Regions from separate parts of the Homo sapiens genome. Here region 2 is linked to region 1. Evidence: read pairs that join two places in POLR2A ChIA-PET (ENCODE). Cell type or tissue: PC-9. All regions are shown on one strand. Region 1 has its middle 27 kb from the start of PVRIG. Region 2 overlaps STAG3 (STAG3 cohesin complex component).

Region 1 (8,000 bases):
ACCCAGCCTGGATTAATCTCAAAAATAATATATTGAGCAAAATAAACCAGGCAGAAAATAGGACACAATGTGTGTGTTTCCATGGATTTGAAGCGCAAAACAGACACAGTGAATCCACGGCACTAGAGACTAGAGCAGTGGCTGCCTCCAGTTGTTGGGAAAGGAGCACGGAACACTTTCTGCAATGATGGGAATGTCCAATATACTTATCGGGGTGCTGGTTAAATGGGGGATATACACTTGCCAAAAGTCATCTAATTGCCCACCTGAAAATCTGTACATTTTGTTATAGTAAGTTATGCCGCAATTGTAAAAACCGAGTTTGGGGTTAAAAAAAAATACATATCTATAAGAAACCATGACCCGAGCTCAGATTTTATCTTATTAAAAACATGTTTTGGTGCCAGGCGCGGTGGCTCACGCCTGTAATCCCAGCATTTTGGGAGGCCGAGGCGGGCAGATCACAAGGTCAGGAGATGGAGACCATCCTGGCTAACACAGTGAAACCCCTTCTCTATGGTGGCGGGCGCCTGTAGTCCCAGCTACTCGGGAGGCTGAGGCAGGAGAATGGAGTGAACCCGGGAGGTGGAGCTTGCAGTGAGCCAAGATGGCGCCACTGCACTCCAGCCTGGGCGACAGAGCGAGACTCCATCTTAAAAAAAATTAAATAAATAAATAAATAAATAAACATGTTTTGACTAGGTGCAGTGGCTTATACCTGCAATCCCAGCAATTTGGAAGTCCGAGGCAGGAAGATCTCTTGAGCCAGGAGTTCAAGACCAGCTTGTGCAACATAGTGAGACCCTGTCTCTACAAAAAATAAAAAATTAGGCTGGGTGCGGTGGCTCACACCCATAATCCTAGCACTTTGGGAGGCCAAGGCGGGTGGATTGCTTGAGGTCAGGAGTTTGAGACCAGCCTGGCCAACGTGGTGAAATCCCGTCTCTACTAAAAGTACAAAAATTAGCCAGGCATGGTGGTGAGTGCTTGTAATCCCAGCTACTCGGGAGGCTGAGGCAGGAGAATCACTTGAATGCGGGAGGCAGAGGTTGTGGGGAGCTGAGATCGTGCCACCGTACTCCAGCCTGGGTGACAGAGTGAGACCCAGTCTCAGAAATAAATAATAAAATAAGAAATTAGTTGAGTGTGGTGTCACGCACCTATAGTCCCAGCTACTCGGGCAGGAGGATCACGTAAGCCCAGGAGTTAGAGGCTGCAGTGAACTGTGATTGGTGCCGTTGCATTCCAGCCTGGGTGACAGAGCACGAACCTGTCTGGGAAAAAAAAAAAAAAAGGAAAAGAAAATCCCCATGCACCTAACCACCAGCCACACTATAGTTGGGTGAGCTGGAAGGTGTGAGCATCTGTAGGTCCTCAGCCCATGAAGATGCCCTGCCTGCCTGGTGGTGGGAGACACAGTGGCCTTTATCACATTCTCCATAATTGGATATGAGGGAAGCATGGGACCGTGACCCCTGGAGGGACTGCAGGGATTGCCCACGCCAGTCATCTCACTGTACAGCTGGAGAAACTGAAGCCAGGACAAGGAGTGGGCCAAGGTTCCATAGTGAGCAGGGGATGCTCTGTCTGCCTGGTGCACAACCCTCCTGTCCAGCTCCCAGTGCCCCCACCCACCCCACCCCAGGCCAGGAGCGGCCTCTGGCACCCAAGACAGGTGCAGAGTCAATCAGCAAATACTACAAGCCTCGCCCAGAACTGGGAGCTGGGGTAGCAGTGACAAAGCCTCCTTGGTCTCTGCCCACTCAGCAGCCCAGGCCAGGGTGGAGTTGGTAAACTTCAGCAGTGATCTAATGGCCAGACACCTCCCTAAGTAGGCACTGACGGTTGGAGGGGAGGTGTGGGTAGTGTTGAGGAGGGGACGTAGTGGAGCATGGTTCGTGAAGGTGTCCACCCTGAGACCTGAAGGCTGGGGAGTGGAATGAGGGTCCCGGGGGAGGATACGGCACACTAACGAACGAGGAGGCGCCCAGCAGTGGCCCCATGGGGGCTGGACAGAAACAGCCCAAGTCACGGAGCTGGAAGCCATCCTGGGGCCCTTGGTGTTATCATGGAGACAGTGGGAGCCACGGGAGGTGCTTGACCCAAGGAGCGAGGTCATCACATTTGTGCTTTGAGAAGTGCCTTTGCCTGTACTGTACAGCGTGGATGGACAGGGTCTCAGGAGACCCAGGAAGAGGCTTGTGAGATGACAGCAGGGATGAAAAAGGCTGGATTTGAGGTCCCCAAGGGGTCAGTCAAAGAGGGCTTGGTGAATCGAGTGGCACACAGCAGGTGGACACCAGGAAGAGTCTGGGTGGGGGTCAGGGGGATGGGTCACTGCTGGAGGTGAAAGGTCTTCCCAGTTCTGGTCCTGGCTCGTGCAAGGTGTGACCTCTGGCAGATCCCGTCCCTTCTCTGATCCTGGGTTTTTGTTTAAAGATGATCTATTCCATGCTAAAATTCTTTCCCCTTAAGATGCTAATCAAGGGACTATAGGTCCCTGTATGGTGGCTCAATCCTGTAATCCTAACCCTTCGGGAGGCAAAGGTGGGAGGATGGCTTGAGGCCAGGAATTCAAGACCAGCCTCAGCAACATAGTTAGACCCTGTCTCTACACGAAAAGATTTTTTTTTAAGACAGAGTCTCGCTGTGTCACCCAGGCTGGAGTGCAGTGGCATGATCTCAGCTCACTGCAACCTCTGCCTCCTGGGGTCAAGCGATTCTCCTGCTTCAGTCTCCGGAGTAGCTGAGATTACAGGCACCTGCCACCACGCCCAGCTAATTTTGGTATTTTTAGTAGAGACAGGGTTTCACCATGTTGCCCAGGCTGGTCTCGAACTCCTGGTCTCAAGTGATCCACCCGCCTCTGCCTCCCAAAGTGCTGGGATTGCAGGTGTGAGCCACCATGCCTGGCACCCCCCTTTCTTATTTGCTGGTGAACTGGTGGTAAACTGTGCCACAGATTTAAAAAAAAAAAAAACACTTGTAATTCTCTTTTCTCTGCTACTTTAGCTGGTTCATAAATCAGACATCTCAGAAAAGGTTTTGCCAGGCAAGTTTACCTGGAAGTGTCTCTCCCCTGCTGCACCCTCCTTCCCCCTCTGCCTTGGGGTTTCAGGTCTGTTGCTGGAACAGGGCTCTGGCTGGGCCAGGGCTCCTCGCCCAGGATGCCCAGGGAGAGGCCCCGTGTGAGGGCCTGACTCTGCGGGCTTAGGAATCCCAGAGTAAACAGATCAAGTTACCTGTGTCAGCCGGGCCATCCACAACAGGCAGCAGCAGCAATTGAAGATGGGAGTGTTCTTCTCAGAGATGACTCAGCTACTCAGCTTCTCGGCCCAGATCGGGGACCACCCTGGGCCTCAGCTCTGCCCTGGTGCTTGGCTCCAGGCCAAGGCCGGGGTTGGGTGGTGGGGGGAACAATGGATTTTGAGAGTCAGTGGCTGGTGTGCAATTCTCTTTCACCCCACCAGGCTGAGGGCACATGTCAACAACTCTGGCAGCGTGAGGGGACCAGCTGCGACCTGGGTCATCTGTAAGGTGGTGGCTCAGCCTCTCTAAGCCTCAGTTGCCTCATCTGTCAAATGGGCAGCAACAGCTATGTCAGAGAGTTGATGGGACAAATGAATCAACCGCCCGGGTGTGGTGGTTCATGCCTGTAATCCCAGCATTTTGGGGGGCTGAGGCGGTTGGATCACTTGAGATCAGGAGTTCGAGACCAGCCTGGTTAACATAGTGAAACCCCATCTCTACTAAAAAATACAAAAATTAGCTGGGCATGGTGGCAGGCGCCTGTAATCCCAGCTACTTGGGAGGCGGAGGCAGGAGAATTGCTTGAACCCGGTAGGCAGAGGTTGCGGTGAGCCGAGATTGCGTCACTGCACTCCAGCCTAGGCAACAAAGCAAGACTCCGTCTCCAAGAAAAAAAAAAAAAAGAATCAACCAAGGTGGTTGAAGCCAGGGTGCAGGGAGAGAAGTGCAAGTCTGCAGGGAGAGCCTGGACCATGGTGGTTGGAAGCCCAGGAGTGAGCATCTGGGGAGAGGGTGTAATAGGAGATGAGAGACGACCCCTTGAGAGCTGCCTACGCTGGGGAGGAGAAGAGCAGCCACCACAGGAAGCAGAGGACTGTCAGTGTCCAAGACGTCAGAGGAGACCGTGCGGGAGATTGCAGATTCCAGGGAGGCCTTGGCCAGCCATGTGGGTCCAGGCAACAGGTCATGGGCAGGGAGGCACAAGGGAAGACGTCATCGGGCTGGGCTCAGGGAGGTCACTGATGAACGGAGCGGGATGCCCTGGAGGGCTTGAGGACGTGGCCCAATGGCAGGTGGTCGGGGTAAGGAGGTGGCCTCAGGAGGAGATGGGGATGAAGGAAGACTTTTTTTTTAGGACAGAAGAAACTTGATCCTATTTATTGCTAAGACTAAGAAGCCAAGTATGAAACCGACAGCTCAGGGAGGTGCTTGGGAGAGTCATGAAAGGAGGAAGGAGTTTGCCAGAGTGCTGTTTTCCTGAGGCCAGAGAGAAGGGATCAGATGGGTGGACAGGCCAGACACAGTGGCTGACACAGTGGCTCACATGTAACCCCAGCACTTTGGGAGGCTGAGGCGGGAGGATCACTCGAGGCCAGGAGTTCGAGACCAGTTTGAGCAATATAGTGAGACCCTGTCTTTACAAAAAAATGAAAAAAAAAAAAGGCCGGGCACGGTGGCTCACGCTTGTAATCCCAGCACTTTGGGAGACCGAGGCGGGCGGATCATGAGGTCAGGAGATTGAGACCATCCTGGCTAACACGGTGAAACCCTGTCTCTACTAAAAATACAAAAAAATTAGCCAGGCATGGTGGCAGGCACCTGTAGTCACAGCTACTTGGGAGGCTGAGGCAGGAGAATGGCGTGAACCTGGGAGGCAGAGCTTGCAGTGAGCCGAGATCATGCCACTGCGCTCCAGCCTGGGCAACAGAGCAAGACTGCGTCTCAAAAAAAAAAAAAAATTAGCCAGGCATGGTGGTGTGTACCTGTAGTTGCAGCAACTTGGGAGGCTGAGTTGGGAGGATCACTTGAGCCCAGGAGTCTGAGGCTGCTGCAGTGAGCTATGACTGCATCACTGCACTCCAGCCTGGGCAACAGAGCAAGACTTTATCTCAAAAAAAAAAAAAAGATGGGCGAATGATCAGAGACTTTCTGAGAGGGTGCCCTTCCCAGTTGGTCTGTGTCTTAGGAAATCTGGGGTGTGTGTTGGGGTGCTGAGCAAGGCAGAGGGGCAGGGGTGGAAGAGGTCTGGGGGAGGGAAGGTTAAGCTGACCCAGCAAGGGGTAGATGGGCCCCGGTGGCAGGAAGGGGGATTTCTGAGCTGCATGTCTTTGCTGAGGGTGAGTTTGGGCAGAGGTCATCTAAGGATGGGGCCAGCCGAGGGGCCCCCAGGAACACCCAGCCCCACAGGCCAGCAGTACACGGTAGGGTTGGAGTGGTGGTGGCCGCAGGAGATGAGTGTGACCGGGAACCAGGGCCACTCCCAGAGTTACCATGTGACAGGACAACAACTCCAGCCCATGCCCCAGCGTGTCCCCAAAGTCCTTTAATAGCAAGGCCTCCAGAGAATGTTGCGTCCCAATTCATAGTGTCAGGGCAGGACTGCAGGTTACTTTAGGGTCACATATTTCCATTGTGGTCTTCAGCATGTTGACACAAACTGTCTGCATGCTGGGAAAGGTCAGAGATTGTGTGTCTCGGTGTGCTTTCTCAGCTCTGGTGTAAGGAACACAGAAGGTTGAATGTGCTTCTGGTTATGTCGGGAAAAGACCAGGGAAGTGTCGTGCCATTAACCAAAACCAGAAATGGATGCTGTTTATGAAAGCAGCCACAGCATGCCTGGTGCTTTTTTTTTTTTTGGAGACAGAATCTCGCTCTGTCACCCAGGCTGGAGTGCAGTGGCGCGATCTCGGCTCACTGCAACCTCCGCCTCCCAGATTCAAGCAATTCTCCCACCTCAGCCTCCTGAGTAGCTGGGATTACAGGTGCCTGCCACCACGCCCGGCTAATTTTTTTTTGTATTTTTAGTAGAGACGGGGTTTTACCATGTTGGCCAGGTTGGTCTCAAACTCCTGACCTCAGGTGAACCATCCCCTCGGCCTCCCAAAGTGCTGGGATTACAGGCATGAGCCACCGCGCCCGGCCGCCTGGTGCTTTTTTAATTTTATTTTTTATTTTTTGAGACAAGGTCTTACGCTGTCACCTAGGCCGAAGTGCAGTGGTGCAATCACAGCTCATCACTGCAGCCTCGACCTCCTGGGCTTGAGCAATCCTCCTTCCTCAGCCTCCTGAGTAGCTGGGACTACAGGTGCATGCTACCAGGCCCTGTTAATATTTTTTTTTAGATTTTTTTTTTGGTAGAGGCAGGGTCTCACTGTGTTGCCCAGGCTGGTCACCTGGTGATTTTATCTACAAAGGGACATTGATTCCCCACCCTGGTTCCTGAAGGCAGACAGTATGTACCCCTCTTGGAAGTTTGGGGAACAGGCTCAGGAGCTGTGTAAATATGCCCAAGACCACAGGATCGAACAGCCAACTCCAAAGCATTGCCTTTTTTTTTTTTTGAGACAGAGTCTCACTAGTCCGGAGTGCAGTGGTGTGATCTACACTGCAGCCTCGAACTCCCAGGTTCAAGCGATTCTCGTGCTTCAGTCCCCCAGGTAGCTAGGATTACAGGCATGTGCCACTACGCCAGGCTAATTTTTGTATTTTTAGTAGAGATGGGTTTTCACCATGTTGGCCAGGCTGGCCTCGAACTCCTGACCTCAAGTGATCTGCTTGCCTTGGCCTCCCCAAAGTGCTGGGATTACAGGCATGAACCACTGTGCCTGGCCAGGTGTTTTTGTTTTTTTTTTAAATCATAAGTAGTTGTAACTCTGTAAAAAGTGTACCCTGCCATACACAATGTCTGGGGACTTGTTTTTCAACCCACAGTGCTGTGACATTGCTGATACTTGTTTATCTCTTTGCTTAACACTGTGGATGGTTCATGTTGCCTGCTGGGTAATATTCTGCCATTCTTCATGTCCTCTCCTGCTGATGGGCATCTGGGCTGTGGCCAGGTTTTTGTTACTGAGAACAGGCTGTCACGGATCCTCTTGTCTGTGTCTCCCGTTACGTATCTGTAAAGGGTGCATGTCTCAGAATGGAAACGCTGAGTCATGGGGCGTATGCTACAAGTCCCCCCTGCCTTCAGGAAGTCCCCAACCCGTACAGGCAGCTCAGCCCCGGCTCGGCAGACCCCAGGCAGCTAACTCCTTTAACCCAACTAAGCTTCGGTTTTCCCGTCTGTGAAATGGGAATCATTCTACAGCACATTCATTAAGGTCACACTGATTACAGACCTCGTACCAAGCCCTGTGCTGGGCATGGCGGCCCTGGAGGAGGAGATGCAGCCTTGTCTCTTGCTCGCAAAGACAGAAATGGGGCGGGGCACGGTGGCTCACACCTGTAATCCCAGCACTTTGGGAGGCTGAGGTGGGTGGATCACCTGAGGTCAGGAGTTGGAGACCAGCCTGGCCAACATGGCGAAACCCCATCTCTACTAAAAATGCAAAAATTAGCGGGGCATGGTGGCACACACCTGTAATCCCGGCTACTCGGGGAGCTGAGGCAGGAGAATCACTTGAACATGGGAGGCAGAAGTTGCAGTGAGCCGAGATCGCACCACTGCACTCCAGCCTGGGCAACAGAGTGAGACTCCATCTCAAAAAAAAAAAAAAAAAAAAAAGGCAGACAGACATGGAAGTGATTAATCTCAGTACTATAATGGATATCGCCATGGCTGGGGAGGTGATAGGCTGGTAGGGGTGAAAGGAAGTTGGACTGGGGACCGTGAGAATTGGGGAGATCCAAAATCAGTGATCATTTTGCACCAAGACCTGACAAGCAGAAGGTATACTCTTGTCTACAAGGACTGAGATCTCCTTGGGGGGAGCCTGGGTTCCTGGGGCTTTCCCCAGATCTTTGTGATT
Region 2 (8,000 bases), 61 kb after region 1:
AAAGATTTCATCAGCGTAAAAGATTTTGCTATGGCTTATGCCCCCCAGTGGTCATCTTTAAGTTTAAAAGGAAACAAAACAAGTATCTACTATGAGCCAAGCGAGGCAATTTACTCATCTCATTTATTCTTCACAAAAAGGTGAGATTATTCCTTTTTTTAAAGAAAAGAAAACTGAAGAGAGGTTACATAAGGCTATGGAGCTAGTGACTAAATTCAACAGAATTTAAAGCGAGTTCACTGGGAGGCCTGTTTTCTTTCCATTCCTTGAAAATTTGGCCTCCCTTGTCAATGGTTGGCTTTTAGTACTCCTGCACTCACTTGCACACTGCACACTTGACAAGTAGGTCAAAACTTAATTCCCTGCATGACAGGCAGGTACAGCACTTAAACACTCCTAACAATGAGTGCTGACAAAAAAAAAAAAACTGAGCAAAAGTGGAATTAGAGAGAACTCTAAATTACACATTATTTGTTGAGCCCACAACCCAGAAACAAGATGAGCATGTAATGACCCCTTACAGGATGGGTCTATGAAACTATTGCCAGACTCCATTATTCATGATCTTGAAAGACTGCCCAGGGCCTGATAAGGGGGTCTGTGGCAGAAGTGGGTGCAAGTTGGGAAAAAGGGAAGGAAGAAGCAGGGAACACTCCTCACCTCTTTGCGTTTCTCCAACAGGCTCTCCAGCCGCTCAGGTGCCCTCTGCCCTGGCCCCTTGTTTCTTTCAGCCTCATACTGACGCTGATTGTTATCTTGGTGCACACTCAGTTGGAGGGCAACTTTTACCAGGGAGGTCATCAGTTTCATAGCTTTGAGAAAGGAAAAAGAGATAAAGAAATCATTACTGAGGTCAGAGGAGAGAGGATGAGTAGAAGGAAAAAATAGAAGGAAAGAAGGGCAATGAAAATGAGACGTCAGAGCAGGATGACCCTAAAATCCTAAGACGGCCTGTCCTGGAGTGGACTGTTTCCCTCGAACCCTTGTGGTCTTCTTTTAACCATCAGCATACCCCTAGTGGTGAGCTCTGACAAAAATATTAAACCTGGAAATTGTTGCTGTGATCTACCCCTTCTCAAAACTCCACTAGTGAGAAACTGGATTGAAGTTTAGGATAAAAGAGGCATGGCCTTGAAGTGAAGAGCCAAGATGCAGGTAGGAAAGAAGATCCTGAATCAGAGAACAGAGGAAAGTCCTATAAATCCCCAGGAGAATGTCCAGAGTAAAAATGAATGCTCACCAGCCAGGGTGCTAGTGTGACGGAAGGCGCGGACTTGTGAGTCTGAGAGGCCAGTGAGCAGGGAGATGAGGTCGTCCATAGGGAAGCCATCATAGAGGAGGCTGTACTGGCACTGACAGACCAATGTCCTCACAAATTCACAGAAGCTGCCCTGGAACTTCTTCCAGGATGGACCTGGAGCTATGAGAGGGTAGTCCCCCGAGTCCTACAAAAGGATGTATGAAAAGGATGGGAAAGTTATTACCAGGTCCATGAAGTCATAGGGGCTTGGATGTCAAAACTCAACAGTCCAGTAAAAATATCTGTTATACCTCATTTCCTGGTATTCTCCCCAATTTGAGAGGCATATTCAGATCTCTTTTACCCCCAAGAGACTGAATTCCTCCTTCTAAAAGCTACCCTATTTCACAGAATCAAAAAGAAGGGGATAATAGGCATTGTGTTTTGAAATAAGAGGGGTAAGAGGATCCTGGTCATCTTCTTCCACCTCATTAAACTGCTCTGTTAGGTGCTGGATGATCTCTGAGTTGGACATCTTCTTGAACATCTCAGGGGTCACAATGCCTAAAGAATGAAGGATATGAGGTGCTTACAAGGAAAATAACAGGATGCTTTGATCATTTACAGATATACCTGAAGATGAGCAAGGAAACATTCTGCAAAGAGCTTAGGTGGGGAATGAGAAGACCCCCTGGTCAACAGTCTGCCAACATCCAACCATGTATCTGCTATAAGGCAATCTCTCTAAAAACCCAAAGGAAGGGAGCCACAGGTTATGGTGTAGACATGGCCAAATCCAAGAACCACACCTCACACAACCAGGCTGAAAACTGCACAGAAATGGCATCAAGAAACCCCAATCACAAAGATACAAATCTCTTAAGCGGATGGACCCAAATTCCTGAGGAATATGTGCTTTGCCAAGAAGCACAACAAGAACGGCCTAAAGAAGATGCAGGCCAGCCGGGTGCAGTCGGTCATGCCTGTAATCCCAGCACTTTGGGAGGCCAAGGTGGGTGAATCACAAGGTCAGGAATTCGAGACCAGCCTGGCCAACATGGTGAAACCCCGTCTCTACTAAAAATGCAAAAAATGAGCTGGGCATAGTGGCGGGTGCCTGTAATCCCAGCTACTCGGGAGGCTGAGGCAGGAGAATCGCTTGAACCTGGGAGGCGGAGGTTGCAGTAAGCTGAGATCGCACTACTGCACTCCAGCCTGGGCAACAAGTGAGACTGTCTCAAAAAAAAAAAAAAAAAAGATGATGCAGGGCAACAATGCCAGGGCCATAGGGCCATGAGTGCACATGCTGAGGCTATCAAGTCCCTCATAAAGCCCAAGGAGGTTAAGCCGACTTGCCTACACTGCCCACCCCAAGCTTGAGAAGCATGCTTGTGCCCACAATGCCAAGGGGCTCAGGCTGTGCCAGCCAAAGGCCAAGGATCAAATGAAGGGCCAGGCTGCACCTCCACCTTCAGTTCCAGCTCAGGCTCCCAAAAGTACCCAGGCCTGTACAAAGGCTTCAGAGTAGAGATCTCTCTCTGCCAGCATGAGGTCAGGACTGGTGTCCCCTTGCACTATTTGTACAAATAAACCTGAGGCAGGATTTGTTTCAAAAAAAAAAAAAGGAATCAAGCAGTGAAAAACTGCCAAAAAACAACAACAACAACGACAAAAAAAAAACAAACCAAAAAACAGGCCAGGCGCGATGGCTCATGCCTGTAATACCAACACTTTGGGAGGTCGAGGCAGGGGGATCGCCTGAGGTCAGGAGTTCAAGATCAGCCTGGTGAAACCCCATCTCTACTAAAAATACAAAAATTAGCCACGTATGGTGGCACTCGCCTGTAATCCCAGCCACCTGGGAGGCTGAGGCACGAGAATCGCTTAAATCCAGGATGTAGAGGTTGCAGTGAGCCGAGATCATGCCACTGCACTCTAGCCTGGGCAACAGAGTGAGACTCTGTCTCAAAAAAAAACAAAAAAAAACAAAACAAAGACAGCAATAAAACTAAGCCAGATGCTGATTTCTTATATAATACAACCTGACTGAGACCATCTGTCCCAATAAACGAAGCCATGGCAATAAGAGTTCTGGGGGTACCACAGCTACAGAGGAGAAATATGGGCAAAGTAGCTGGGAAACAAAGAGTAACATTATTGCATCCAGAAAGACCAAAGGGTGTCTTCAAATTTGTGCCATAACATAAGCGTGATTACTTCTTTTTCCCTAAAGTGTCTTGCCTCTAAACCAACATGGTTCCCTACTGGATCACTTCCCATATTTATCAATAAAAAATTTAGTTAAAGAAGTGAAACTTTTCTCTCTTTTTTTTTGAAGACAGTCTGGCTCTGTCGCCCAGGCTGGAGTGCAGTGGCGCTATCCTGGCTCACTATAACCTCCACCTCCTGGGTTCAAGCAATTCTACAGGCATGAGCCACCATACCCAGATAATTTTTTGTATTTTAGTAGGGGTTTCGCCATGTTTCCCAAGCTGGTTTTAAACTCCTGACCTCAAGTGATCCACCTGCCTCAGCTTCCCAAAGTGCTGGGATTACAGGTGTGAGTCACAGTGCCCGGCCTAAATAAGTAAAATTTTTCTAATGCTTTACCATCTTCCTTTATTTAGGAAATGTCTAATCCTACTTATCTAAATGGAGAAAGAATTTCATAACATAGGAACAAAAGGCTGGGAATTAGAAAGGGGGAGCAGTTTCCTCACCTTTACATCCGCAAGATTGGATGAAAAAGTTAACAAGCTCCAGAAATCCTGCATCCTGGTCTTGCTTGTAGCTATCCAGCCACTCATCTACCAAAGACTAGGGAAAAAAAATGTAGATGACTTCTGTTTCTGGCAATATGACAGAATAGAAATCCTATATGATCTTCCCAGTTGAACCATCTAAACTTCTGTAAAACATTTAAAACATCTTTCACAATGTACTGGTGAACTAGAATGAAAGGTAAAATTTCATATAGGCCAAAAATGAGGTGTAAGTAGCAACCCTGGGAGGTAAACAAACTGACTTTTGCCCTAAAGGTTTCATTAATCCCTGGGGATTTATGACTTTGTATCCAGATGGCTGCATGGAATGCAGAGCACAGGAGGTAGAGCCTAAGCTTTTTCCAAGACGAGTAGTCCAAGAGGAGGCACCTAAATAAAGCTGGGTCCTGCAAAGAGTCAGATCCTCAAGGAAGTCAGATTGAACACTAAACCTACCGGGCAGATAGAGACAGCAAGAAAACTAGCTTGTTATGACCTGAGGGTACAGTGGAGGGAAAAAAAATAATTCTTTCTTGAGAATTCATAACCATAGTGAGCCCTCAGATCTGGATTTGCAATCAAGATTCACACCACATACATGATCAGAATAATCAGAATAATCTTTTTTTTTCTTTTCCTTTTTTTTTTTTTTTGAGATGGAGTCTCACTCTGTAGCCCAAGCTGGAGTGCAATGGTGTGATCTCGGCTCACTACAACCTCCACCTCCCACGTTCAAGCAATTCTCCTGCTTCAGCCTCACAAGTAGCTGGGATTACAGGTGTGCGCCACCACGCCTGGCTAATGGCTAATTTTTGTATTTTTAGTAGAGACAGGGTTTCACCATATTGGCCAGGCTGATCTCGAACTCCTGACCTCAAGTGAGATCCACCTTAGCCTCCCAAAGTGCTGGGATTACAGGCATGAGCCACCACACCCAGCCCAGAATAATCATTCAGATAATTAAAAGCGATTCAGGCTGGGAGCAGTAACCCAAGTAAAGTGAAACTCATGTTGCCCAGGCTGGTCTACCAAAAACAGAATAATTAGTCAGGCATGGTGGCACATGCCTATAGTCCCAGCTATGAGAGGGGCTGAGGTGGGAAGATCACCACCTCGCCACTGAGGGAGGTCAAACCAGCAGGGAGCCGTGATAGCACCACTGCACTCCAGCCTAGAAAGAATGAGACCCTGTCTTAAAAAAAAAAAAGTGATTCTGGAGTGTCCCCAGACAACTGTCAAAGCAAAAGCAGGTTCCTTTCTTAAAAACCCAGCTTTGGCCTAGGCCCCAAAGAATTCCAACACATAAGAACTCCAGGGAAAATGAGTGGCTCACAATAAAACCTAGTAAAACATATAAAGAAACAAGGCACTGACAGAATTATACTCACAAAGACTTTAGATAATAATTTATCATAGATTATAAAATGACTATGTTTAATAAAATTTTAAAAATAAAAGGGGGAGAATGGGCTAAAAAAAAGAAATAAAAGGCCAGGCATGGTGGCTCACACCTGTAATCCCAGCACTTTGGAAGGCCGAGGCCGGCGGATCACGAGGTCAAAAGATCGAGACCATCCCGGCCAACACGGTGAAACCCCATCTCTGCTAAAAATACAAAAATTAGTTGGGCGTGGTGGCATGCATCTGTAATCCCAGCTACTCGGGAGGCTGAGGCAGGAGAATCATGTGAACCCGGGAGGTGGAGGTTGCAGTGAGCCAAGATCACGTCACTGCACTCCAGCCTGGCGACAGAACAAGACTCCGTCTCAAAAAAAAAAAAAAAAAAAAAAACTAACACGCTGTACAACTGCATATAAGGTGGAAAAGACATTTGGAATTAAAATGTGCTCAGGTCCTTGCAGAAGATAAGAAATCCAAAGGAAGGCAAGCAAAGGTGGAAAAAGAAACAGAAAAGATAAAACGAATGTACCAACTCAATACTAGGCCATAAGGCTAAGTCTCCATAAATTTCTTTCTTTTTTTTTTTTTGAGACAGAGTCTCACTCTGTCATCCAGGCTGGAGTGCCGTGGCACAATCTCAGCTCACTGCAACCTCCGCCTCCCGAGTTCAAGTAATTCTCATGCCTCAGCCTCCAAAGTGGCTGGGATTACAGACAAACGCCACCACATGCAGCTAATTTTTGTATTTTTAGTAGAGATGGGGTTTCACCATGTTGGCCAGGCTGGTCTCAAACTCCTGGCCTCGAGTGATCTGCCCGCCTCAGCCTCCCCAAGTGCTGGGATCACAGGTGTGAGCCACTGTGCCCGGCCCCTACATAAATTTCAAACACCACATTCCCTGACTACAACACAATGAAGTTAGAAATCAAATAACGAAAATATAACTAGCAAAATTCTATATGTTTGAAAATTTTAAATATTTTCCCAGAAACTATAAAATTACACATTAATGTGGGTAAATCTCAAACAATGTTAACTCAAATAATTAAATCATAGAAGCCTGAATAATGGATTCATTTACATAATTAAAGAACATATTCATAGTGGTAACACTATAATGAGAGATGAGAAAGATTAACACAAAATTCACTCTAGTGTTTACCTGTGGGTAATAAGGAGACTGTGAAATGGAGTAGAAAGAAGGTACACAAAGGATCTCTACAGCACTATTAATGTTTCATTTCTTGAGCTGGGGCTAGAGATCTGAGTAATCATTTCATTTTTATTTTTTAAACTACATATAAGCTTTGTACACTTTCGGGTATTAGAACTTCAATAAAATTATAAAAAAAGAAACAAGGAAAAAATAATTAAGTATAATTGTCAAGATGGAGCTAAAAAATAACATGGGTGAACAAGGTGCCACCCACATCCAAGCTTCCTTCCTGTGTCATGCAATGCCTCTCCTCATCTGCTCCATCAATCAATAAAGGCATAATCACTCCTGTGATACCTTTAAGAAAAGAACATGCTCTCTCAAAGCCAGGTGCAGTGACTCACGCCTGTAATCCCAGCACTTTGGGAGGCCAAGGTGGGCGGATCACCTGAGGTCAGAAGTTGGAGACCAGCCTGGCCAACATGGCGAAACCCCATCTCTACTAAAAATACAAAAAGTAGCTGGGCGTGGTGGCACACGCCTGTAATCCCAGCTACTTGGGAGGCTGAGGCACAAGAATCGCTTGAACCCAGGAGGCAGAGGCTGCAGTGAGCCAAGACTGTGCCACTGCACTCCAGCCTGGGCGACAGAAAGAGACTCTGTCTAAAAAAAAAAAAAGAACATGCTCTCTCATTCAAGGTTACCCTTCTATCACTCCAAGGATTCACCCCATAACCTTATCTTTCTTGACATGTTACACTCACTAAAATGTTCACGTCAAATCAAGTTTGTAGACACTTGTCCTTACCACCTTACAAAAAGTGAGATGGTATCAACAGAGGTGAGACACTGCTTTACCTGCATGTCACTTTTGGCGGCTTTCACAGCATTGAAAAGATCATTGGCTGGTGGCTCTGACTGTTTCCGGCTATGACGATGTACCACTCGGGACCCTTTCTTTGGATGTTTTGCCACCTAATATGTATAAAAAGATCAGAAATATGAAAAAAAAACAAAAAAGGTAACAGTGACATTAACGCTTGGTTTCATCATTATCACACAAGTAGGCTTAAGCTGCCAATTCCACAGCAGAGTCTGAGTTAGACTCAGTCCTGAAATAATTGATTTTTATATTGTTATGAAGTTTATTTTTTTCCCTTAAAAAAAAAGTCCTTGAGTCCCCTTCCTGTATCTCTACATCCTAACGTCCTTTTCTCTTCTTTTCTCTTCAAAATTTCTCTTCTTCCTATTTCCATCCCTTAATACTTTGTAAATCTTGTCCTTTTATGAACCGTATCACCTGAACCTCTTTTAGGTTTTCTTTTCTTTTTTTTTTTTTGAGACGGAGTCTCGCTCTGTCGCCCAGGCTAGAGTGCAGGGGCGCAATCTCGGCTCACTGCAAGCTCTGCCCCCTGGGTTCACGCCATTCTCCTGCCTCAGC

What was found. ChIA-PET counts read pairs that join two places held together with the same protein. Peaks named below come from ENCODE experiments on the same cell type or tissue, not always from the same donor. Only the 100,000 strongest peaks of a DNase experiment are listed, where the experiment ranks them.
Region 2: POLR2A ChIA-PET joins it to region 1 with 21 read pairs; 10 of 35 experiments call an interaction of 5 or more read pairs at or near these places.

What each region holds. Positions count from the first base shown.
Region 1 is chr7:100,242,793-100,250,792 of GRCh38, reverse strand. It overlaps the pseudogene CASTOR3P. Among named protein-coding and RNA genes, the nearest start is that of PVRIG, 27 kb to the right of the region's middle. RefSeq lists enhancers at 1,635-2,431, 3,230-4,027, 6,890-7,289. In PC-9, no CTCF peak of the experiment used is centred here; DNase peaks (open chromatin) are centred at 3,222 and 4,332; H3K27ac peaks cover 2,750 bases.
Region 2 is chr7:100,182,257-100,190,256 of GRCh38, reverse strand. STAG3 (STAG3 cohesin complex component) reads right to left here. Exons shown (of 34, transcript NM_001282717.2): 4 at 7,418-7,534; 5 at 3,961-4,057; 6 at 1,728-1,804; 7 at 1,241-1,445; 8 at 661-812. It also overlaps the pseudogene LOC102724025. Among named protein-coding and RNA genes, the nearest start is that of STAG3, 8.3 kb to the right of the region's middle. RefSeq lists an enhancer at 1-47. In PC-9, a CTCF peak has its summit at 50 (motif pointing left); no DNase peak of the experiment used is centred here.